Linked DNA regions of Homo sapiens: region 2 is linked to region 1. Evidence: read pairs that join two places in POLR2A ChIA-PET (ENCODE). Cell type or tissue: GM12878. All regions are shown on one strand. Links, peaks and the distances in the headings refer to the core of each region. The heading gives the core; the rest is flanking DNA.

What was found. ChIA-PET counts read pairs that join two places held together with the same protein. Peaks named below come from ENCODE experiments on the same cell type or tissue, not always from the same donor. Only the 100,000 strongest peaks of a DNase experiment are listed, where the experiment ranks them.
Region 2: POLR2A ChIA-PET joins it to region 1 with 7 read pairs; 2 of 35 experiments call an interaction of 5 or more read pairs at or near these places.

Annotation. Positions count from the first base shown.
Region 1 is chr11:34,176,554-34,184,553 of GRCh38, forward strand. All of the region lies in intron 3 of ABTB2 (ankyrin repeat and BTB domain containing 2), which reads right to left. Among named protein-coding and RNA genes, the nearest start is that of NAT10, 75 kb to the left of the region's middle. RefSeq lists enhancers at 4,159-4,358, 6,413-6,914, 6,915-7,414. In GM12878, for the core only: no CTCF peak of the experiment used is centred there; a DNase peak (open chromatin) is centred at 4,088; H3K27ac peaks cover 335 bases.
Region 2 is chr11:34,413,750-34,431,179 of GRCh38, forward strand. It overlaps the pseudogene CIR1P3. Among named protein-coding and RNA genes, the nearest start is that of CAT, 16 kb to the right of the region's middle. In GM12878, for the core only: no CTCF peak of the experiment used is centred there; no DNase peak of the experiment used is centred there; H3K27me3 peaks cover 151 bases.

The DNA of each region.
Region 1 (8,000 bases), core at 1-8,000:
ACAGGTTGAGCCCAAGAGCTGGAGGCTACAGTAAGCTATGATCGCACCACTCCCCTGCAGCCTGGGAGACAAAGAGAGACCGTGTCTCAAGAAAACAAACAAACAAACAAAATTATTAGTAGAAAGTTTTGCTGAGTGACAAAAAGTATGGATGAACATCAGTAACTTACTATAGTGTACCCAGGTTTTCAGTTATGGACCAAGTCATGTTTCTGCCCAGAAAAGAATGGTGTATAATTTTCAAGAGCCTAGTGTTGACTCATTAGAGTAGGAAGCTGAGATTCTATGGGGGGATCTTGTGTAGTCTAGGAAGAAACAACAATCTATTCATGAATTATCCCTCTGTTTATAAGAGTTCCCTTAAACATAAATGCCCAATTCCCCCCAAATATTTTTAGATTTCACAATTCTTATATTACAGGGCTGGAAGGCAAGCTTACAGACATGCTTCTATATATCAGTCCTTCTGATTGCAGGAAAAGCCTTTATTTCAACCATCAGCATTGGAGACTGAAGTGTAAACAAAAAGATAATCCGTGGATTTGCCAGCCATTCTTCCCTATTGTGGCCAACAGCCAAGACAAAGCACCACGTGTGGCTACTAAAACTCTAAGAGGGCATCTCCTAGCTGCACTAGGGGAAATCCAAGAGGGAATTCGGGAAATCATGAAGTCTAATCAGGTGGCATCTTGGTTCATCCCCCTGCCTCATGCTCCTTAGAACTCAACACTTGAGAAAATGCAGTATTGATAGTCCTGGTGGGTATACACTGGACTCACTGGGTATACACTGGGCTCATTCAGCCCTCACTTTACCATCTTGGCTGGTGAGGTGGAAAATTGAAAACTGCATTTCCCAGTCTCCTTTGCAGCTGGGATTCTGGAAATTAGGTTTTATCATTAAGATATGCTGCATGAAATTTGGTAAGTGAATGGGAGGCAGAGGCCACCTTTGTGTTCCCTTTGTCTGTTTTTGCTAGCAAACCAGGTCATGAAAACTGAGGGTTTTTTTTTCCTACAGAACATTCCAGTCCAGTTTCCACCTATCTGAGGCTTCAGAGTAGTGGTAGTGATGGTGAAATGATAAAAGCAATAGCAAAGTCTTTTTTTCTTTTTTTTAACCTCCCACCTCAGCCTCCCAAATTGCTGGCACCACAGACATGCACCACCATGCCTGGCTAATTTTTTATATTTTTAGCAGAGATGGGGTTTCACCATGTTGCCCAGGCTGGTCTCGACTCCTAAGCTCAAGCGATCTGCCAACCTCGGCCCCCAAAATGCTGGGATTACAGGCATGAGGCACCGTGCCTGGCTGCAACGCCTTCTTGATTCCAGCTTTACTCCTGAACTGCAGCTCCAGAGGTGTTGTTCAAACTCACAGTTCCAGGCGCTGTCTCAGGGAGCAGCTCCCCTAATGGGCGAGTTCGTCATTCCTGGATGCTCAGCCTACACCCTGCTCCACGAGCTCCTCCAATGATTCTGTGAACCCCCAACTCCCTGCATTAAATCATCTCCTGCTTACAATACCCAGAATGCTGCTTCCTGAATGAAAACTGATTAATACTTTCAATATACAGAAATCTAGATTAGCCCTCTGCCTCTTTCAATATACAGAAATCTAGATTAGCCCTCTGCCTCTGGGGAGGGGCTGGTGCCCACATGTACAAACAAGGCCCCCAAACTGATCCCTTCAGGCCTTACTCCTTGGTCCACCCACCTCCCCAGCCTGGGATCTGTGGGAAGGTAAAAAGAGAAGTAATTCATGGACTTTCTCAGGAACATGCCTTCCATGGGCTGTGGGTTCCAGGCTACTGTTTCCTTCCTGATAATTCCATGGAGTCTGCTGGGCAGGCTGAGATGAGCTGGACCTGCATGTCTGGCCATTCTGGAAAACCCCTTTAAAAACTCCCATCTGCAACAGCGTGGCTGTGTGAGAACTCCAGGGTGAGAGGGCCTGAAGGAGCAAGGCTGAGAATGACTGATGTGTGCACCATCCTCAAGATCCCAAAGAAGTTCTCATTCCCCGCTTGTTGCGTTTCCCGTAGGCTGAGCTTGGTCGTTCCGTGCCCGAATGCAGATATCTGCAGGGCCAGAGCCAGGAGACCGGGTCGGGGCTGAAAAAGCTCCCTTTGTTCAGCCTTTCTGCCTGCTGAATTTTTCCTTAGCTGGATCTGATACCTCAGAATAGTGGTTCTCAATTTTTTCCCTGGTCTCAGGACTCTATATATACTCTTAAAAATTGGTCGGGCATGGCAGCTGACACTTGTAATCCCAGCACTTTGGAAGGCTGAGGTGGGCGGATTACTGGAAGTCAGGAGTTTGAGACCAGCCTGACCAACTTGGCAAAACCCCATCTCTACTAAAAATACAAAAATTAGCAGGGTGTGGTGGCACACACCTGTAGTCCAAGCTACTCAGGAGGCTGAGGCAGGAGAATTGCTTGAGCCCAGAAGGTGGAGGTTGCAGTGAGCCAAGATCACACCACATCACTGCACTCCAGCCTGGGTGACAGAGTGAAACTCCAACTCAAAAAAAAAAAAAAAAAAAATTAATGAGGACCTCAAAGAGCTTTTGTTTATGTGTGTTATTCTACGGATATTGGCTGTATCAGAAATTAAAACTGAGAAAATGTTAAACACATGAACGCACAAGCTCATGTCCCATTTGCCGTCAGAGTGATGACATCATGATATCACACAGCTTCTAGAAAAGTCTCCTGGATACTTGTGAGAGAACAAGAATGAAAAGGCAAATAACTTCTTGTTATGAAAATAGTTTTGGCCCTGTGGACTCCTGGCAAGAGTCCCTGGGACCTCAGGGGTCCCTGGACCACACTTTGAGGACTGTTGCTGTGGAAGACCACAGCTGATGGCTAGGACAAAGCTGGTAGGGGCTGGCAGGCGGCGCTGGCACAGAGCTGGCATTTCGCCCCTGGTGGCACACGGTCTGGTGAATCCTAGAGTGGTGTATGGCTTGCATGCATGCTCCTGGCAAAGGGATCCGAAGGTCCTAGACCCCTTCCCTGTGGCATCCTCACTGGGAGAAAGTTCTAGTTTCTTTTATACAACTGAACTTGCTCTATAACCTTGGGCAGATCGTCATCCTCTGTGGGCCATATTTTGTATTAAAGAAGAAATTGCCAAAGTTCGTGGTTTTTAACTCCTTTCATTGTGAGAGCCCTTTTGCTTTTATTTCACAGACTCCATACGATAGTAGCTGTACCTACTGCATGGTGACCAAGAGCACGGACTCCTGAGGGAGATGGCCTGGGTTGGAATCCAGTGTATTCCCAATGAGTTCAGCTATGTGGGTCTATGCAAGTTACTTCACCTCTCCCGGTCTCAGTTGTTCCATCAGCAAAATGGTTATAAATAATAGGACCACCTCACAAAACAGCTAGAAGCATGCATGTAAAATACTTACCATCATATTTGGAACATGGTAACTTCTCCATAAATGTTAACTATTATTACTAGTTTAGTGTCTGTTGACAGAGAAAATATATAATAGCAAAAAGGGCTATAGGAATCTGGTTCTATTAAATGCCTCAGCTCCAGCTTTCTGAAAGTCCAGCCAACTCTTTGCCTTCCCCCCACAGCAAGTATAAACATGTAAAGCCTGCAAAAGTCTGCCAGCAGGCTGCCCACCACCCACTCCATCCCAGCTCATAAAACAGAGAAAACAAATGCAACCACTATGTCGAGTGTGAGCTGGAAACTGTTTCTGGCAGTGCAGCCTCTTGGCCTTGGCAGTGAAAAAACTCACACAAGGGAAGGGGCAACAGCAAGGAACACAGACCCAGAGGCCTTGGGTCATGAACGTGTGTGGTGGCGAGGGTGGGTGAGCAGAGAATTACTTCAAGGGATCAGCAACCCCTGATCTGTCCTCAAATGCTGCAAACAGCCCAAAGGCCTAACCTAAATACCGTCATATGCATACATGCAGACAAATCCCAGAGATGGACAAAGCCACTTAAAAAGGTCAGTGGCTTTCTGGTAGCATTTGTCTTTGTGTACATAAAGGGCAGCACATGAAATAGACCAATGGAAATGGGTCTTTTTATATGAGAAGCATGGGAAATCCCTGACCACCTCCTCTCATTGCTAGAGGAGGAAAAGGAAACCCAGAGAGGCTAAGCGCCTTGCTCAAGGTTACACGGCCAATTCAGCTGCAATAGGGATGCTAGACCCAGGTGCCATAACAGTCTCTCTCATCTGCCTTTAAGTTAATCATACAGGTGAGCCTGATTGTTCAATCCAAGGGTCTCCTAAGGCCCCTCAATGGAACTAGGACTGAGAAAGCTATTATTCCCCCCTTTAAAAAATGAAAGAGTATAAGCTTCTTAAGGCCTTGGTTTGTTTTGTTTTGTTTTGAGACAGTCTTGCTCTGTCACCCAGGCCGGAGTGAGGTGGCACGATCTCAGCTCACTGCAACCTCCGCCTCCCTGGTGCAAGCGATTCTTCTGCCTCAGCCTCCTGAGTAGCTGGGACTATAGGCATGCACCACCATGACCAGCAAATTTTTGTATTTTTAGTAGAGACAGGGTTTCAACATGTTGGCCAGGATTGTCTCAATCTCTTGACCTCCTGATCTGCCTGCCTCGGCCTCCCAAAGTGCTGAGCTTATGGGCGTGAGCCACCATGCCCAGCCAAGGCCTTGGTTTTAAGAGGCCCCTGCAGCCTGGAAAACAAACAAACAAACAAACAAACAAAAAAAACAACCCTGTTGCACTCAGAAAGCATATGATTTATTGGGATTACAGTCCTATAAGTGGTGTCTTAACAACATGGAACAGGAAACCCCTCCAGTTTCCAGCTCAAAGCAGGCTCTGTTCTTCCCCGGGGTAGGCAGGGACCCCAGAGTGAGTCAGGTTGGCAGATGGGGCACAGGCCTGTAACCAGAGGCCACATGACCCGGGCCCCAAGCACAAGCCTCGGGTCTCTGTTCCCATCCTGGCAGGCCAAGCAAATGAGGCCAGCCGGTTTGTGCCCTTCTCCATCCACCCAGGAGGAGCTGAATACAAAGACTCAGGCAGACCCTGGACACACCCACAAGCTAAGAAGGGCCTCGAGACCAGGCCCAAGCTTAGCTCTGGGAAGACAGGGTGGGTGTGAGCATACAACGTTCTGGGGTGCAGGCCCGGCTCCCAGGGCTGGGAGGTACACTGTGCCACAGGCTTGCTTCCAAGAGAGCTCCCCATCACCCGCTAAGCTGTGGCCTGCCCCACCTGCAAGCACCCTGGGAGTCCAGGAAAGGACAGGCAAGAGATGACGATCAAGGGAGAGGATGGCCCCAGTGGTTCCTACCTTCAGCCCTAAATTCTTCCACTAACTTTGCCCCACCTTCAGTGGGAGTCAGAGCCAAGCACTGGGGTTGAATGGGGTCACATCCCCCTGGACTCACCCTTTCTCATGGATCATGCCGTGAAACACACTGCTCCCATGCTCCTCCCTGTCTTGTCTGGGCTGGGGGTGCCAAGTGGCACCGTCAGGAACTTGCAAAGATGCCAAGCTTTTCCTAAGCAAGTGACGGCTCCACGAACAGACTTCTTTGGGAAGGTCAGGGCTGGCTCTGCAGGGCCAGCAATGAGGCCCTCACCATAGCTTCCCTGAGATTTCCACACAGCCACCACGGCCTAATACCAAGCCAAAACATCCACGTAGGATAAAAAACCAACATTGTCCCGCTAAGTCAGATTTCACTCTGCACCAAAGAAACATTTCTAGTCCAGCTCACATCTTGTACTCATTATTTTTCTAGAACTGCTGGGTAAACCAGAATGGTTTGGCATGGCTTGGAGGCAGAGTTGGGCATGGTTCCCTCTTCGGACCCCCAGCCTCATCTCCTCCAGCAGCCAGGCTGCCTCTGAACCGCAGCTGAGCCCACAGCAGAATCTCCACTTGTGCCCAGGTGACTTCTGCTTGAGGTGGGGCATTGGGTTCTCTGGGGGGGGGGGGAAATTCACTTTTCCTATTAAAACTCATCTGGTACAGATTAGAGGCACTAGATGAAGCTTGCCCAGATACACATAGGGACAGAAATTTAGAGCCAACCAAGTCATGACTAGCTCTGGGTGATTTCCCTTGTGTCTCCCCAGGGGTCACCCTTCAGGTCCCCATAGGAGCCTGAGAGTTTCTGTTAGCAGTGAGATGGGAGGTCCACCGTGTGACAATCAGGGCCTTCAGGAGTAATAGAAAAATGCAAACAGCTAACATTTCTGGAGCGTTTACTAAGCAGCTGCCACAGTGCCCTGGACATCTAGTGGCTCATCTGCTTCTTAGAGCTGCCTGATGTAGCAGGTACTATTATTATTTCCGTTTTATACATGGGGAAACTGAGGGCCAGAGAGGTGAGGTCACTTGCCCTATGTCATGCACCTGCCAAGGAGCAGAGCTGGGATATGAACCTGGGCAGTGTCCCTGAGTCTAAGCTTCTGAAGATGACATTCCACAGCCACTCAGATTCTTCACCTGGTGCTGGCCCAACTCCTCCATCTTAGGGATGATGATATTAGGCACAGTAACCACAATTTGTCATGCAAACTGGATGACTTTTTTTTTCCTTTGAGTCAGGGTCTTGCTCTGTCGCCCAGGCTGGAGGTGTAGTGGCACAATCACATCTCACTGTAGCCTCAACCTCCTCTGCTCATGTGATTCTCCTGCCTCATCCTCCCAAGTAGCTGGGACTACAGGTGTGTGCCACCAGACTCGGCTAAGTTTTGTGTTCTTTGTAAGGCGAGGTTTCACCATGTTGCCCGGGCTGGTCTTGAACCCCTGGACTCAAGCCAACTGCCTACCTTGGCATCCCAAAGTGCTGGGATGGCAGGCGTGAGCCACCGTGCCCAGCTGGATGACTTTTGAAAGGGAAAAAGAGAGCTACCGCCAGCACTGGGACTACCGGGTGTAAACTAGAACTGGGCTGGGCACACCAGAACATATGGTCACCGTACTGCCCTCGGCTAGAGAGACTGCCCACGGTGGCCTGCTGCCGGGCTCATGCTGTCTGCAGGCAGGAGGAGGTCCTCCTGCTCACCCCCTCAGAAGCAGGCCTCCCTCTGCCCTCCAGCACTCAGCCCTACCTTAGTGCCTGCACAGCACTCGTCCAATTTGCAATGATTTGGTTGGTATGGTTTTGTACGGTCTCTCCTCTGGACTATATCTTCTCTGAAGGCAGAGGCATTTTTGCTCACTGACGTTTCCCCATCTCTCCGCACAGAAGCCGGTGTTAGAAACTTCATTTTTGAATTTATAAACACAAGGCATGTTTCTCACTCCTGGAGGCAAAGTCCTCCAGCTGCTACCATGGTTTCAGGGGCTGCTCTTACTCCAGGACTTTGTTTTTGTTTTAAAAACAAAAACAAAAACAAACAAAAAACAAAAAACGGGGAGTTTTCCTCTGTTGCCCAGGCTGGAGTGCAGTGGTGCAATCAAGGGTCACTGCAGCCTCAACCTGCTTGCTGGGCTTAAGCGATCCTCCCATCTCAGCCACCAGGCCTGGCTAATTTTTAAAAAGTGTTTTTTTTTTTTTGTAGAGACAGGTCTATGTTGCGCAGGCTTGAGCTGCTGCGTCCGGCCTCCAGGACTGTTCATTAAGGGCTCCAGAGCACTCTCACGAAAGGGGGAGCTGCTTCGTCTTTCATTCCTAGAAGCTTGAGTTGGCTTGGGTATTGGCAAAGAGTTCTTTTCAGAAAAAAAAGGAAATAATTCCCCAGTAAAAAGACAGCTATTGCACAGGAGAGTGTTCCAAATGCAACAACTTCCTAGGGGAAGCACGGCAGCCCGGGGCCAAGGTGGCTTCTGGGAAGGCAGCTTCTGGGAAGGCAGCTAGGATGTAGGGATGGAGCTGTCACCAGGAATAGGAAAAGGTGGCTGTGGTTCTGCAGATGTTACCGTGTCTGAGCCTCAGTGGAGGGTACACAGCCATCTGTCCTTAGGAATCAGGCCTGGTTCCAGGGCGGCATTTCGTGTGGGTGAGATGGTACAGATTCCAGTGGAGACTGCG
Region 2 (17,430 bases), core at 4,956-12,955, 240 kb after region 1:
TTCTATTCTTTTGGAGAGCCTCATATATTATACATTTAGTAAAATCCTTTAATCTAATCTCTATTTCTCTTCATTTCTCATTCATATTTTAATATCTTTATTGGTCTGTATTTATCATCAAATTTTTGTGCTAGTTTCCAGTATTCACTAATTCAGTTTTTTATTTTGCCCAGGCCAGAGTACAGGCCATCCTTGGTTTGCATGATGCTATGTTAACTGAAACCTATGCATATCAGAACCCTGTCCTCAGTTATCACAGAATCATGCAAAGTGAAGACATGGTTGCATGAGGTTTGGCTAGCACAACACTGTGCAAAGTGAGGACCACCTGTATATCCAATTCATAAAATGTTTGTATTTCTATGACTATATTTTTCATTTACAGAATTTTCAATTGGTTATTTTTCATGTCCATTGGTTCTTAATCTAATCTGCCTTTTCCCTACTTTTTTTGTTGATTGTAAAGCATGCTATTGCTTCACTTATTTTCTTGAAGTTCTTAAATGTACATACTTAAAGTGATTTTTTGAGTGCAGTTTACAATTGTATTTTTTTTTTTTTTTTGAGACAGAGACTTGCTCTGTCACCCAGGCTGGAGTGCAGTGGTGCGATCTCGGCTCACTGTGACAAACACCTCCTGGGTTCAAGTGATTCTCCTGCCTCAGCCTCCCGAGTAGCTGGGATTACAGGCACACACCACCACGCCCAGCTAATTTTTGTATTCTTAGTAGAGACAGAGTTTCATCATGTTTGCCAGGCTGGTCTTGAATCTTGACCTCATGATCTGCCCACCTTGGCCTCTCAAAGTGCTTGGATTACAGGCGTGAGCCACCATGCCTGGCCTACAATTGTATTTTGAGAGCCATGAATTAATTTCTCCATAATTAAGTTTGTTGGCTGGCTCTTTGTGTTCATTCTCTTTCCTTGCTCTGAAATTTTTATTCACATTTTTATCTTGAGTGGAAATTTCTTGTCTTCTTCGCTATGCTAATTCTATCCTGTTTGGCATTTTCGAAGTTATCTTCCACTAATCTCAGGACCTGCAATCTAGAACTAGGTGTACAGTTGGAAATTTAGGGTTCCTGTCCTGCAACGGTAGTAGAGACAACAGATCCACTCATTCAGCTGTCAGGGAGCTTGTCAGCTTCTGTCCACATGGCATTCTCTGTCTCCAGCCACCACATATACACAGTTAACGATGCCCCCTTTCCCTGTGGGCAAGTTCTGCCTCAGCTCCTATTTCACAGTGTGACATTGGATATGATTCTCTTTTATGCATGGGGATGATTTTAGTTCCTGTCATCCAGCTCTCCCCTTCCCCTGAAAGAAGAACACCCAAAGTATTATCAAGTGACTCGATCTAACCTCAACATACAGATTCTTCAGCGGCGTTCAGTTCTCTCAGTTGGACATGAATGTTGCTCTTGTTGCTCTACATGGTTGGATGAATTACTGCTGAATGATGTTTGATTATCCCAATATAGAATGATAGAAAAGGAAAGAGTAACTACAATAAAAATAATTTAAACTCATTTGGAAAAAGGGAATATAGGAAACATTACACAGTGGCCACCATTTTATAGCACATAATCTTAATGAAGAGGAGTAATAAGATTCCCTTTTCTTGCCAGAAATGTTAGCTCTGGGGTCAGCCAATCTAGTTTACTTAAGGCGTATTTACAGGAGGGCATACCTTGTTGATTGACAAATGTGGCCACGTCTAAAAAGGGATTTGGGGAGAAAGCTATCATGGGGGCTGTAACAATTACAAGTCTGTTTCATAATTCATTGGTTTAGGAGTCGATGGATTGCCTTAATGGACAAATAATCATGGGTTCTTGTAGTTTGCCAAGCATGAGTTTCTCTAGAAATATACATTTCTTAAAACAAAATGAATTTCAACCTATTTCTGTTTACTGAACTCCAGTGCCAAATAACCAATGACTAGTTAATCATTGACTCTATAATCCAGCCTGAAACTTTCTCTCTCCTAAAAATAGGACAGGGCTTTGTCCATTGTCCAGCCCTCAGTTGAACTTGGATTCTGCCTCCACATTCTATTACATGCCGAAAAGGGTGAGCTTTCCGAGGCAAAGAGGTATCTTCTTCAGTCTGTACTTTCACAAGGACCAGTTCCAACTTAAGCTTTTCTATTTCTTATTGAAATAACCAAGGTTAGACGATCCATTCTAACATCCTGTGTGTTTCCTATCAAAAATAGTAGTAGTGTAGTTTAGGTGGGTTGAATGTATTCCACATCACCTCAGTTCAGCTAATTCTACATCTTAGAACCTGTCATTTAAAAATGCCCTACTTCTGGGCATTTCTGTATCACTTGAGACTTTTACAGTTGCAAGTGACCAGAAGTCCCAGCTCAAATTAGCTTAAAGAAGAAAATGCACTGGATAATATAAATAATAAATCCAGGCTGAATATCTAGGTAGATAGGATGAAACTAGACTGAGGACTGAAAACACATCATCAGCATGTCTTAGTTTCTTCCCAGCTCTTGGCTTTATTTTGCATTTCCCCATGTGTTAGTTTTATTCTCAGATTCTATGTGGCAATAAAATGGCTACAGCTGTTCTGGCCTTGCATCCTCTCAGATTCAAGTCTGTTGAGAAAGTCTGTTTTCCTTTTTTCTTTTTCTTTCTTTCTTTTTTTTTTTTTTTGAGATGGAGTCTGTCTCACTCTGTTGCCCAGCCTGGAGTGCAGTGGCGCAATCTTGGCTCACTGCAACCTCCGCCTCCCAGGTTCAAGCAATTCTCCCACCTCAGCCTCCCAAGTAGCCGGGATTACAGGTGCCCGCCACTATGCCCAGCTAATTTTTGTATTTTTAGTAGAGACGGAGCTTCACCATGTTAGCCAGGCTGGTTTCGAACTCCTGACCTCAGGTGATCCACCTGCCTCAGCCTCCCAAAGTGCTGAGATTACAGGCTTGAGCCACCTTGCCCAGCCAGAAAGTCTGTTTTCTCATGAAAAGTTACACAAAAGTCCTGTAATTGAGCCTCTCTGTTTCTGATTGGACTGGGTTAGATCACGTGTCTATCTGTAAATGTATTGCTATGGCAGGAGCAACAGAATGCACCCATTAGCTTAGGTTTCATTCTGACTTGGTGCAGATAGACTTCAAGTGTAAATAAAAGGTAGAGTAGAGGAGGGAATAACTCTACAAAGCAAAATTAGGATGATATTACAAAATGTAGAGTGCATAGAGTTGCAAAACCAGCAACTGTCTATTGCATCACTGGATAGAGAGAACCTTAATGCCAGAGCAAGTAAAGGGAACACATGTGGACATAAAAAATACCATTCTGTCTCAGATCGATCATATTACTACTCAGTTTCACCACGAGGCACTTATGAGGGGAGGGAGCATATGGCAGTTGTTCTTTTTCTTGTCAGTCTCTGTTTATGTATAATAACCAAGAAATTCTTAATATCTTCCTTATAGTTCCTTGTTGGAGCTATCATTCTTAAATGTATCGAAATCTTTCTTGTATATTCTTACATTTTGCCAGTATAAATTTTATGACTTTGTAGACTGTGAATCTGAACTCCTTTTATCTTCTATCCTTTTATCTGTCTATAGAGGGGATCTGAATTCCAACAGAAACAAATAAATGCCAATTAGCCTCTAGGGGGCTCTTTCTATGGCCAGTATGGTGTTTTTCTAGTAATTAGAGAAAACTGGTACTAGGAATATTAAAAATTTAATCCCTAAATCTAGAGCAAACAACTTCAACATTCTCTTCCATTGTTATTTTAATATCAGCTCATTAGAAAACAAAAGTAAAGAAGTCACCAACATTGTATCAGAGCAAATAAAATGTTGGGACAGTTACCCACATATGAGCAAGATGAGGAAGAAAATACCATAGCAATGATGCAAAAATATGGCAAATAATTGTTAGAAATAAATGCAAAAAACAGACCAAGAGTCCAGCTCAGAAATAAAATACTATTCTGTCTTTTGGTTCCTTCCTTATCCTGGGGAGGAGATGCATTAGTAAAAGATTGTTTGACGACTTACCTGGAGAAAGTGGTCTGGGCTAAGACTATGACACTTTTATCAAATAGTGAAAGAAACATGGGCTTTGGCATAGGGGTGACATGCTTTAGAATGTTGAGACTCATTCAATAGCAGGAAAGTCACCTAATCATCGCTGAGCCTCAGTTACATCATCTACTCCTTCCCAGGAGTGTTTTGAGGATTAAATGAGGTATGGTGTCTATGGTGAATACTTGGTACCAGTCCATCTGTTTCTCCTGGTGAAAACATCAGGAAAAAGTTGCCCAATTTAAAAAATTTATCAGTTAGAAAAGATAATCTACCAAAACATCTAGAAATTCCTCCTTCTACCCAGTACTCAGCATTTGAAGCAATGAGGCAAAGAATCAAAATAGAGCTAATGGGGACTATACGAAGCCATTTAGTCTACTTTATGATCTAAAGGTACCTATTTCATTGCCTATTATTTCTCAGTAGCCTATTTCTCAGATCATTGTTTTGAAAGCTGGTTTTATGTTTATGGCACCAATTCTTGCTTCTTTTTGCTCAGCCAGATCCTCTGCACATAAAACTAGTAGACTGTGAAACGAGCTGCCTCAAGCAGGACCAGCTAGTGGCAGCATGCAGAAGGAAGTAAGAGGTGGAGGGAGAGTGGGGAGAGAACTACTGGATGCCTGACTTTTAAGGCTGGGACAATTGACATTTGGCCAGTATGGTAGCCTGTGGATTAATCAGAATGGAGTGTTGTTCACAAGGGAGGAGAGTTTTGCAATTCCATTTCTAGGAATTTGTCTTACAGGAAGACTTACAGCAGTATACAAAGTTGTCCCTGCAAGGATGTTCAGGGCAGTATTGTTTGTAAAAGTGAAAACTAGAGAAAACCTATATGTCTGTTAATAATGGAAAGGTTAAGTAAATAGGATGTGTTCACACTGTAGAATGTTATGTGGCAACTCAAAAGAACAAGGTGGAGCTATACATATTAATAATAAACAGGCTGGGCACAGTGGCTCACACCTGTAATCCCAGCACTTTGGGAGGCCGAGGTGGGTGGCTCACGAGGTCAGGAGATCAGGACCATCCTGGCCAACATGGTGAAACCCCGTCTCTACTAAAATTACAAAAATTAGCCAGGCATGGTGGCAGGTGCCTGTAGTCCCAGCTGCTGGGGAGGCTGAGGCAGGAGAATTGCTTGAACCCGGGAGGTGGAAGTTGCAGCGAGCTGAGATCGTGCCACTGCACTCCAGCCTGGGCGACAGAGTGAAACTCCATCTCAGAAAAAAAAAAAAAAAAAAAAAAAGAGAGAGAGAGAGAGAGGGAGAGGAAGAGGAAGAGAAAAAGACAGAAAGAGAGAGGAGTTTGGGGGTGAGAGTGGGTAATAGGAAGCAAGTTTTTGTACATTTATATTTTGTTGTATTCTATTTTACAAGAAGCATATTTACCTATAAAAACAAAAGTAAATAAAAAGCCCCATGGTTAAAAGACACATTTATTTATAACTCTTAAAGTTCAAAGAAATTAGAAGAGTTCCTCCTCCTCCAGTTTGTTACGTAGCGGGTCTTCTCACCACATCATAATCCTGGGACACAGGTTACAGGAATGCTGCTCAGCAAGTGGACACCAGCTATTCTGTTAATCTTTGGCAATGGCTTTCCAACAGGAGAGATGTACCCTTGAATGGTGTAATTATTAAGTTTATTGGAGAGGCTGCTTTCTTCATCTTGTTTTGGAATCACTTAATTGAAGAATGATTTATTCAATTGATGTATAAATCCCTTTTCTCTGAACTAGGGAAATTGCCATCTCAAAACAGAGCCAGTGGTCATCTTTCAGGAAGATTTGAGGCTTGCCCTCACTCTCAGCCTATTCACAGGGCCCTAGGTCTAATAGCCAGTATATAAAACAATCTCATAGCCTATAATATCATGAAATTCACAGTTCTTACCCCCAGATGTCTCATAGATGTGTGATTAGGGACCTATTTCAACTCCCACTCCAATCCCCAACACACAGAATCTGGAGAAATGACGCTTGAAGTCTGACTTCCCAGATTCTTTAGAACAAGACACCTGTATAGTTTTCAGATTTCTCTTCACGTGACCAGTGTAGCAATCTGAAGGTCTGGAAAATGACATATTTTAACCTCTCTTTTAAGGACATTTTTTTCCTTTTAAATAAATAAAAAGAAAAAAAAGTAGGATGTATATAAAGAAAGTTTTTCTCTTTTAGGGCTTTCATACTCAAGTTATGACAACACTGAAGAATTTAATAGGTACAGATTTTCCAGGTGTCATTATGGATTCAATTTCAATTGCATTAAATTTCAGAAAGTTTAATATATATTAGCAAGTCATAGCATATCATTATTTGGAAACTTTTTTCATTGTGAATGAAATCAGTTATTTGCCCTTTATTTTATTTTTTAAAAATAATTTCAACTTTTATTTAAGATTCAGGGGGTAAACGTGTAGGTTTGTTACATGGGTATATTGTGTGATTGCAAACATCATTTAGTGATGTGTCTGATGTAATGCCAAGTCCTCATCAATTCTACTTCACAGTTGCTCTTGAATCAATCCCATAGCGACTGCCCTTATTTCGGCTAACCTGGACTCTTTTAGAGGTGGTTGAACTTGTTTTCTGATCTTCATTTGCTCTCTCCATTTTATGATATTTTTTGATCTTGCTGGAAAATTAATCTTCCTAAAACACAGTTTTGAGCATGCCATTGTATGTTAAAACATTTTCAGCACTTCTCCTTTTCCTATTGAATAAGTCTTAAAAGTCCATACCCCTTAGCCTGTCCTTCTGGGTTGGTAGCATAGCACCTTGAAGGAACCTACCTTTCATGCCAATAACTTCTCCAATAACTTCCATAGATTCTAAGTTCCAGGCAAACTGAATTAGCCCTGTATTTCCCAAACAGTGCTTTACTTCTTCTCTAGGTTACCTCCTGACATATTATGGTTGTAATTTGAAATTTCTTCAGAGCTTACCAGCCTCAGGATGAAAATAGAACCACATTGACATCAATACCCAAATTTCACTTCTTCATCAGACACGGAAGTCCAAACCTCTACCAAGTCTCCTCCCAGATATTTATGAGAATCCCAGCAAGGAAAGATATTAAAGTGGTATCTAAATTGGCCAGGACTGCTGCTACTTTGTTTTTCTGGGTCCCAGGGAACCTCCCATTGTTTCTGGTCAGTGCCACTGGGCACCATGTGCACCCCAGGCCCAACTGGTGCCATCATGGGCAGAGTGTGGAAGAATGGCTCTCTCCCTTTTATGTTGCTATCTGTTATGATGGCATGTCATAGCAGTGTTGCCTGGGCTCCAGTGTGTTACAGAATATAGGAGAAGAAGTCTTCCATCTTTTATTTTATAGCACTGTCTCTCCCTTGGAATTAAACTTGCACCCAATGGTTGCACAGCACAGAATCACCGCTTCTCCTTCCTAACTCAGGCTTTATTCCTGGGTCCAGCAATTCATGCTGTTTCTAGAATGAGTCGTTTCATAAGAGGATTCTCAGGGCCCTGCAAAAAAATTTGTGTTAGACCTTTCTACGAGTTTACTAGACATGTAAAGATACATATACATCCAACTCCTGACAGGGCATCCAGTTGATGTGGTTAATAGGAGACATCTTAGCCTTCATGCAAGGGGACTTTCCTTTTGCCTCCCCCACCACTTATGATACATACTCAGACATTCTAAATCTTAAAGATGGACTCTGTTCAGGCAGGTTTTCTGTTTACAAAAGAACACATAGCATTTATATAAAGTTTAAAAACAGGCTAACTCTCCCCTCTGTATATTATGTATAGAACACATATGTTTGATTAAACCATAAAAGAAAGCAAGGGAGAGGAAGGGGAATATCAGGGAAGGATATGCGAAAGGTTTTACCCATATTGGTAAGATTCTATTTAGGCTGAGTGGTGAATCACAGATGTTTGATTTTATTATTCTCTATAATATGTGTATGTATTGCATATATATAAATTATATCATATTCAAATTTTTAAGTATAAAATATTTCACAACTAAAAGCCCTGACCAAAAAAGACATTTAAGTATTAGTCTGCACTCCTGCATTTGTTTCCTATACCTTTGTTTCTCTTTCTTCATGCATCTGCTTGGTGTTTTTTTTTTTTTTTCGAGATGAAGTCTCACTCTGTCACTCAGGCTGGAGTGCAGTGACGTGATCTCGGCTCACTGCAACCTCTGCCTCCCAAGTTCAAGTGATTCTCCTGCCTCAGCCTTCCGAGTAGCTGGGATTACAGGCACGTGCCACCATGCCCCGCTAATTTTTGTATTTTTAGTAGAGATGGGTTTTCACCATGTTGGCCATGTGGGTCTCGAACTCTTGACTTCAGGTAATCTGCCCACCTTGGCCTCCCAATGTGCTGGGATTACAGGCATTAGCCACGGTGCCGGGCCGTGCTTCTGCTGTTATCTACAGTGATCTCCAAGTTCTGAAGAACCCTTCTCATGTTTGCCTCCTTTTTCTTATCTCAAGGGCTGCTCTTCTGCTTTCTTTTGTGATTTCCCCTGTGCTTCCTTCCTGATTGCTAGTTTCTTTATTCAGCTCATGTGAATTTGCTTTTCACCTCTTTGGATTGCACTGCCAGTGTTTGGAAGTTCAGTTACTTTCCCCTCTTTGTTTTTGTTTTCTGGAATAGTCTACTTACAAGAATCACGGCTATTAGACCAGAGTGCCTCTGGGTTTTCTATTTCCTCTTTTTGGTGATGTTTGATAAAGATGCCATTTCAGATATCTTATTTTATGGGCTACTCTGTAAACAACTGTGGGAATTGGAGTTTTGGCAGGCTTTTAAGAGATGTCAACACTGCAATGAAGTGGAGGCAGCCGTTAAGAAAAATGCTTTCTTAAAAGCTTCTCTTTGGAGAATTTCTGCTGCTATCTACCGCAGCTAAGAAGGCCTAGAATAAACATCCATGGAATACTGTGGAATACATGGGATATCATGTAGCCATTAAAAACGATCATGGAGATTTTTATTTGTCAACATGGAAAGATGTTTATGACATATTAAGTGAGAAGCACAAGTTATATAGTATGTATATATGTAATATTTGTAAATAATATATATGATCTCATTTTATTTAAAGCCTTCTATATTTAAGTGCATAAACATTCATAGATAAAACTAGAAGAGTATTCATCAAATTGTGAAAAAATATTAACAATGGTTATCTTGGGATGGTAAAATTTGGGGGTGATTTTGGGAGGTTAAATTTATATGATTTTCTCTATTTTCTAAAGCACTTGAAGGGAATATATATGGCTTTATAAAAAACAGCATATTAGTATCATTTCAATTTTTTTAAAAAGAGGCTTTTGGTGAGATTAACAAATTTCTCTTTTAAATATTTCATTCTTTCTTTTGAAAAAAACTATCTGAAAGTATTATTTCTCCACCCTTTTAGCATAACACTTGAGCAGATTTTACAGTTAAAAATCATGAGTATTCTATGGATTGTATTGGTGCACACGTATAGACAATTGCAGTAAGTTTTAAGTCCAGTTTGCCTTCCTCAGGTTGTGTGGTGAAGGTCCTCCTCAGAGATAACGGAGCGGGAAAGATGGGCAGATTCAGCCTGGAGCCAACATCGCTGGGGTGACAGTGGGGTGGACACAGCTGTCACCGAGAAATGGCCTGAGGGAAGGCAGTGCAGCCTCCTAGGGTTGCGTGATTCCATTCAAGGAAATGGAGATGTGTGAATTTCCCCTGAGGGCTTGGCAGGGCACTCAAGGTGGAAGTAAAAGCTGCCCTAGCACTGTTTCATAGGACAGAAGTATGCTCCACTGTTCCCACCTCGACTTCAAAGACACAGTCAGTGGCGGTGGCAGTTGTGGCAACTATGGTGGTAAGGTGACCAACTATCCTGATTTGCCAGGGACTTTTCCCATTTTAACACTGAAAGTCCCACATCCCAGGAAACCCCTCTGTCCCAGGTAAACCAGGATGGTTGGTCTCCCTGTACTGTGGGCACATCAACATGATTGGGAGAGGTACCTCACTGGGGCGGTGAAAGCTTGTGGAGGTGATGGCAACTAAACGAGAGGAGGCAACAGTTGCCATGGTGACGATGGTGTGGTATTAGGAGAGATGCCAGGATGTGGTGGTGCCCCTGGCAGTAGAAACCTGGACTCCAAGTGAAGAGTCGAACCAACAGCTCTTGCAAGAATGGCTTTTCAGGCCAGACATGCCTGTAATCCTAGCACTTTGGGAGGCCAAGGTGGGTGGATCACCTGAAGTCAGGAGTTTGAGACCAGCCTGGCTAACATGGTGAAGCCCTGTCTCCACTAAAAATACAAAAATTAGCTGGGCATGGGGGTGGGTGCCTGTAATCCCAGCTACATGGGACGCTGAGGCATGAGAATCACTTGAATCCGGAGGTGGAGGTTGCAGTGAGCCAAGATGGTGTCACTGAACTTCAGCTTGGGTGACAGAGTAAGACACCATCTCAAAAAAAAAAAAAAAAAAAAAAAAGAATGGATTTTCAGTTTTCCCACTGCTGTTGTAACCAGGAAATCCAAAGCATTGGGATGGAGGTAGGGGCCAGTAGTGGTGGCTGGGACTCCAGGAATTACATCCAAAGAGGCCACATGTCTCTTAATGATCCCTGTGTACTCACATCCCTTCCATTGTCCTTGCCTCACACCTGGGATGGGGAAGCATTAGCTGGCACTTTCCAAACCCTACCCTTCTTTATACAGCTTTTAGGGGCTACAGTCACCTTTAGCTTTTTACACACATCATCCTTTATCTTTCTTGTTCACGTTCCTCTTTTTTAAAAAAGATATTTGATTAAGATCTTTAAGACCTGAAACCATAAAAATTCTAGAAGAAAACCTTGAAAAAACTCCTCTGGACATTGGTTAACATAAAAAATTTATGACTGACCCCAAAAGCAAATGCAACAAAAACGAAAAAGCTTCTGTACAGCAATAATAATAATAATAATCAGAGTAAACATACAATCCACAGAATGGGAGAGAATAGTTGCAAACCATGCATCCAACAAAGGATTTATATCCAGAATCGACAAGGAATTCAAACAAATCAGCAAGAAAAAAGCAAATAATCCCATCAAAAAGTGGGCAAAGAACATGAATAGACATTTCTCAAAAGAAGATATACAAATGGTCAACAAACATATTTTTAAAAAGTGCAACATTACTAATCATCGGGGAATGCAAATTAAAACCACAATGAGATATCACCTACCCCAGCCAAAATGGCTATTATTAAAAAGTCAAAAAACAACAGATGTTGGTAAGGATGTGGTGAAAAAGGAATTCTTATATGCTACTGGTGGGAATGTAAATTAATACAACCTCTACAGAAAAGAGTATGGAAGTTTCTTGAAAAACTAAAAGTAGATCTACTATTCAATCTGGCAATCCCACAACTGGCTATTTACTCAAAGGAAAAAAAAAGTCATTAAATCAAAAAGATACATGCATGTATATGTTTACTGCAGCACAATTCACAATTGCAAAGATACGGAATCAACCTAAATGCTCGTCAACTGATGAATGGATAAAGAAAATATGGTCTACATACACCATGGAATGCTACTCAGTCATAAAAAAGAACAAAAGAAGGTCTTCTGCAGGAAATTGGATGAAACTGGAGGCCATTATTCTAAGTGAAGTAACTCAAGAGTGGAAAACCAAATACCACATGTTTTCTCACTTGTAAGTGGGAGCTAAGCTATGTGTATGCAAGGACATACAGAGTGGTATAACGAACATTTGAGACTCAGAAGGGGGAGGGTGGAAGTGAAATGAGGGATGGCAAACTGCTTATTGGGTACAAAGAACACTACTTGGGTGATGGGTGCACTGAAAATTCAGACTTCACCACTATACAATTTATCCATGAAACCAAAAACCACTTGTACCCCTAAAGCTATTGAAAATATATATAAAATATTGAAAAAAAAATATATATAAAGGTCCTCAGTGCTTAAAAAAAATCAAGTGTTTTTTTAAAACTTGCCAGACAATGGAATATATTTTATAGAAAAAAGTCGATTGAGTAGTTTCACTGAGGGGGTACAAATCAGCGGTTGTTAACGGCCACAAATTAAGGATTGAAAACTAGCACTGTGGATAGAGAGGAAAGAGTCCACAGGCCTGTATGTTGGTTAAAACAAGTCCTGTGGTTCATTGGTCAATAAACAGTTTTCAGTTAGATTCTTTGAGGGTCTGGCATACCTGAATCACTCAAAATTTATGGTCCTAATCAGCCACAGCAAGTTAGAGCCAGTTATGATGAAACACAATGTTCAGTTTTACTGTTTCCTGAGTAAGTATTGCTCTAAAAATACTTCCTTTTATGCTTTACAATCAGAGCTGAATTTGCCAGTTGAGCATGAAGGTTTCTTGTAGCCAGGCCTCCTTCCCTCCACCTCTGGATAAATGTGCTTCTACTGAAGCTGCTATTTTTTGTTTATTTGTTGTTTTTGAGACAGGGTCTCACTCTGTCACCCAGGCTGGAGTGTAGTGGCACAATCACAGCTCACGGCAGCCTCAACCTCCTAGGCTCAAGCAATCCTCCCACCTTAGCCTCTGGAGTAACTGGGACTACAGGCGTGTGCAATGATGCTCAGCTAATTTTTAATTTTTTTTTTTAGAGACAGGGTCTCACTATGTTGCCCAGGCTGGTCTCAAACTCCTGGGCTCAAGCGATCCTCTAGCTTCTGCCTCCCAAAGTGTTGGGATTACAGGAGTGAGCCACTGTGCCTGGCCTGAAGCTATTTTAATCCATGCCTTATCCACTATTCTTTGGATTTTGCAAATTCCCTCCTTTTATTCTGGACAAACAGTACTTTCCTCCGAATTTCAGAACTGAGATCTAGTCTTGATCAATATGAGTTTTCTCTAATATCTTTGTTTCTTCTTTTTTTAAATTGACGAAGGTAGACTCTCTAATCTCAATGTTTATCTCTTTAGTTTCCTTCTAGGCCTTCCTTCACAGCCAGGTCCCCACAGTGAAATCTGTCCTTAGCCCGACTGTGCCATCTGGGGCTCTCTCAGGGAGACACTGGTTTTGCACTCCAGGTCATTGTTTCTTTTAGGTGCATAATAGCATAACATGATAGCACATCTGCATTTAATTATGATTCCGTCTTCCTGGCTCCACGTTCACAAATTTCTAAGCCTTTGGAGAGAAGGAATATTTGCTACAAACATTGGCTGCAGTGATGATGTTGTCATCTGCTTTTGATTTCCTAGATGTAGCCATAAACAGATGCAAAGTTTGGCTAAATGGTTGGGAGTGGAGTGTTTGGACCATCTGACAGGGTGTAGATAGGACTCTCCACATGTCTGCAGTCATAATTTTGTCCATTTTTTTTAAGTTTTTTGTCTTTAAAAATATGCCTCATCACTTCTTTTTCTTCCTACACTGAACTGGCACAGAATAAATAGAACCTTGACTTTGGTTTCACAATGTATGTGGTGGATTTCATAGACTTTTGTGTTTCATAACACAAAAATGTTTGACCTTTGCAAATGATTTCTTTTCATCTTTAGGTCACAGAGCTTTCGTGTTGATATATTTGAGAGGGGCAGAGAGTAATAACACAGGGTAATATGATGTAAGGAGGACAAATGCCTTTTTCTGTTACAAACCACACACCTCCTCTGCCTCCAGCCAGTGCAATGCTTTTGACCATAAACTTCGTTGAATCTGTCCATGTAGCCTAGAGTCAGCCACTGCTGAATCATTCTCCCAACTACAATGCTCCCTGGAGCGTTCATTACAGCACTCAAGAGTTTTGATGACTGGCACTTTTGGCATCTTTTTTTTTTTTTTTTTTTTTTTTTTTTTTTTGTCGTGGGCTTCAGCTGCCCCAGCTCCTTTCCAACACCCTACTTTCCCTTGCTCAAGGGTTACTTTAGGGTTGATGATTACTGAGGACACTCAACAGAAGCTCAGATGTTTGAGGAATGCAAGTTGTTATAAGATAAGGTGCTTTCTTGCACTTAGTTAACTTCAGACATCAAGACTTGTGTTGCTAGGGTTCTTGCTAACAGAACAATACACAGAATAATCTGTAAACTTAATAGCGCAAGAGATGGCATGTTCCAAACATCACCAAAGGCAGCCATAAAATCAGGGCCTATTTTGAAAATTGTGACTGATATTTATTAAACTAATGTCAACCAATTATACTGTCATAAAAAAGTCAGAAACGATGTTCATTGTCAAGTAATTCCTTATCTCAGGATAATAAAAGGCAAGCTTAGGGTACATTTTGTCAGATGACTTCAGGGTTTTATAAGTATTAACACATTAAATCTCATAATGTATAAGGGTTAAGAAAATAGTTTGGTCATTTCTCTGTGTAGCCTGTCTGGTTAACTGTTTATATATTCCTACTTTTTAACTTACTTATTTATTTATTGAGACAGGGTCTTGCTGTCTTGCCCAGGTTGGAGTGCAGTGAGCTATCATCAGTGGACTGATCAACCTCTACCTCCTGGGCTCAACTGATCCTCCCACCTCAACCTCCTGAGTAGCTGGCACTATAGGTGTGAACCACCATGCCCAGCTAATTTTTAATTTTTTTTGTAAAGATAAGGTCTCACTATGTTGCCCAGGCTGGTCTCGAACTCCTGGACTCAAGAGATCCTCCTGCTCCAACCTTCCAGAGGTCTGGACTTACAGGTGTGAGTTGCCACCCCAAGCTGTATTTCTTTCTTTCTTTTTAAGACAGGAGTCTTGCTCTGTTACCCAAGCTGGAGTGCAGTGGCATGATCTTGGCTCACTGCAACCTCCGCCTCCCAGGTTCAAGAGATTCTCCTGCCTCAGCCTCCTGAGTAGCTGGGATTACAGGCATGCAACACCATGCCTGGCTAATATTTTGTATTTTCAGTAGAGGCAGGATTTTGCCATGTTGCCCAGGCTGGTCTCGAACTCCTGAGCTCAGGCAATCCACCTGCCTCGGCCTCCCAAAGTGCTAGGATTACAGGTGTGAGCCACCTTGCCTGGCCCTAACCCGTATTTCTATCTTTTAATCTATGTAACTTCTCTGTGTCTCAATTTGTTTCTGTAAAAGTCACTGGGTCCAAGGCAAAACGGTGATGTAGGTGAAGTTTGAATTTAATGTCTTCCACTTCTTCCTCATCTTCATGTGGGGGTCCTCAGGTTGGGGTGAAGAAGTAACAAAAGTGAGAGTGTCCAGTTCTTGCTCTCAGCTACTGAATAACTTGTAATGAAGGTATTACCTGAGATGCTCATGTATGACTCACCCTAGGAATATACGTATACTTATTTGTAAATTTTTACTTTGATATAATACTAAGTTGCAGAAAGTTACAAAAATAGTATAAGTAACTCCAGTTTACCCTTTACCCAGATTTTGCTCTATTTATTTTGTCAAGTGCTTGCTCTCTTTACTTACATGTGTATATGGATATATATGATGTATATTTTTTTCTGGCCCATTTGAGAGTAAGTTGCAGACATCATGCCTCTTTACCACTAAATACTTCAATGTGTATTTTCTAAGACACAAAAGAAATCTCTGATGTAAGAGATTACATAACTGCAGTCTAATGATCAAAACAAGGAAATTTAACATTGATACAATATTCTTATTCATATTAAGTTTATGGCCCATATTAAATTTCATAAATTGTCTCCATAATGTTTCTGAAGTCTTTTCCGTCTGTTCCAAGACCCAGTCCAGGAACACTCTTCATACTTAGTTGGCATGTCTCCTTAGTCTTTTTTAAACTGGAACAGTTCTTTAGTCCTTAACTTCCATGATCTTGATATTTTGAAAAGGCCAGTTGTAGACTGTTCCTCAGTTGGAGTTTGTCTCATGTTTCCTCATGATTAGATTCAGAGTATGCATTTTTGATAGGAATGCCACAGAAGCGATGTTGAGTCCTTCCTGGTGTACCATGTCAGAAGGTTCATAATGGGGGTAATATATCTATTTTTTTTTTTTTGAGACAGAGTTTCACTCTTGTTGCCCAGGCTGGAGTGCAATGGCATGATCTTGGCTCACTGAAACCTCCACCTCCCTGGTTCAAGAGATTCTCCTGCCTCAGCCTCCCGAGTAGCAGGGATTACAGGTGCATGTCACCATGCCTGGCTAATTTCGTACTTTTAGTAGAGATGAGGTTTCTCCATGTTGATCAGGCTGGTCTCGAACTCCTGACCTCAGGTGATCTGCCCACCTCAGCCTCCCAAAGTGCTGGGATTACAGGCATGAGCCACTGCACCCGGCAATATATCTATTTTTTAAAAGAGGACTCTTTTTGAGAATATGGGAAAGTACTCAAGTCCTAAAGGAAAATATATTTAAAAATGAAATGGGAGGGTATCTGTATTTGAGCCAGGCATCTGATCAAATTCTCCCTCAAATCCCTCAAGGCAAATTGTCACTTACTCTGGTTATTTGTAACATGGTTTATCCCGGTATTACCTCATCTATTAATTCACTTGCTTGTTCATTCATTTAGTCAAATATCCTGGGTGCCAGAAAACTGTTGCAGGTGCTAAGAATAAGCAGAAAATTCAAAACCAGAAACAAAACCCACCAATCCTCATGGACTTCTATTCTAGTAGGAGAAATACCCAATAAACAAATGAAATCGGTTATATAGTATGTTAAAAGGGAGAAGGATCACAGAGAAAACACAAAGCAGGGAAGGCATGACAGGAAGTGCCAGAGGAAGCTATAAGATTAAAAGAAGTGGTCAAGAAAGGTCTTCCTGAGAAGACAACATGGTAAACTACAGGCCCCCAAGCTGAGCCACGTGGCTTCTGGCTTCTTTTGAGGATGCAGAGTTTAAAAGGGCATTAAGAGAAAGATGATACAAATCCTAATATTGTATCATCTATAATTTGCCCATCGAGTAAGTTGTTTCACACCTCAGGGGCCAGCCAGACAAGAGAAAGGCAACGGTGATTGTTATTCATTGACATTTAGAATATTGGGTGGGATGGGATTGGGAAAAATCCCAGTACAAAGTTTCAGAGAATTAAGCTAGTGCTTGCTAAGTAGTTCGTTTATGTTGCTTACAGAGCTAGCCACTGCTTTCCCCAGCTCTGGCTCAAGGATGGGGAAATCCTCTGACAATGTCATGTGCAAGAAGGATGTTCATCTTGCCTCCAAATCCAGTATCAAAAAAGTATGAATGGGCCGGGTGTGGTGGCTCATGCCTGTAATCCCAGCAGTTTGGGAGGCTGAGGCCGGCGGATCACTTGAGGCCAGGAGTTCGAGACCAGCCTGGCCAACATGACGAAACCTCCTCTCTTATAAAAATACAAAAATTAGCCGTGTGTCTGTGGTCCCAGCTACTGAGGAGGCTAGACAGGAGAATCACTTGAACCCGAGAACGGAGGTTGCAGTGAGCGGA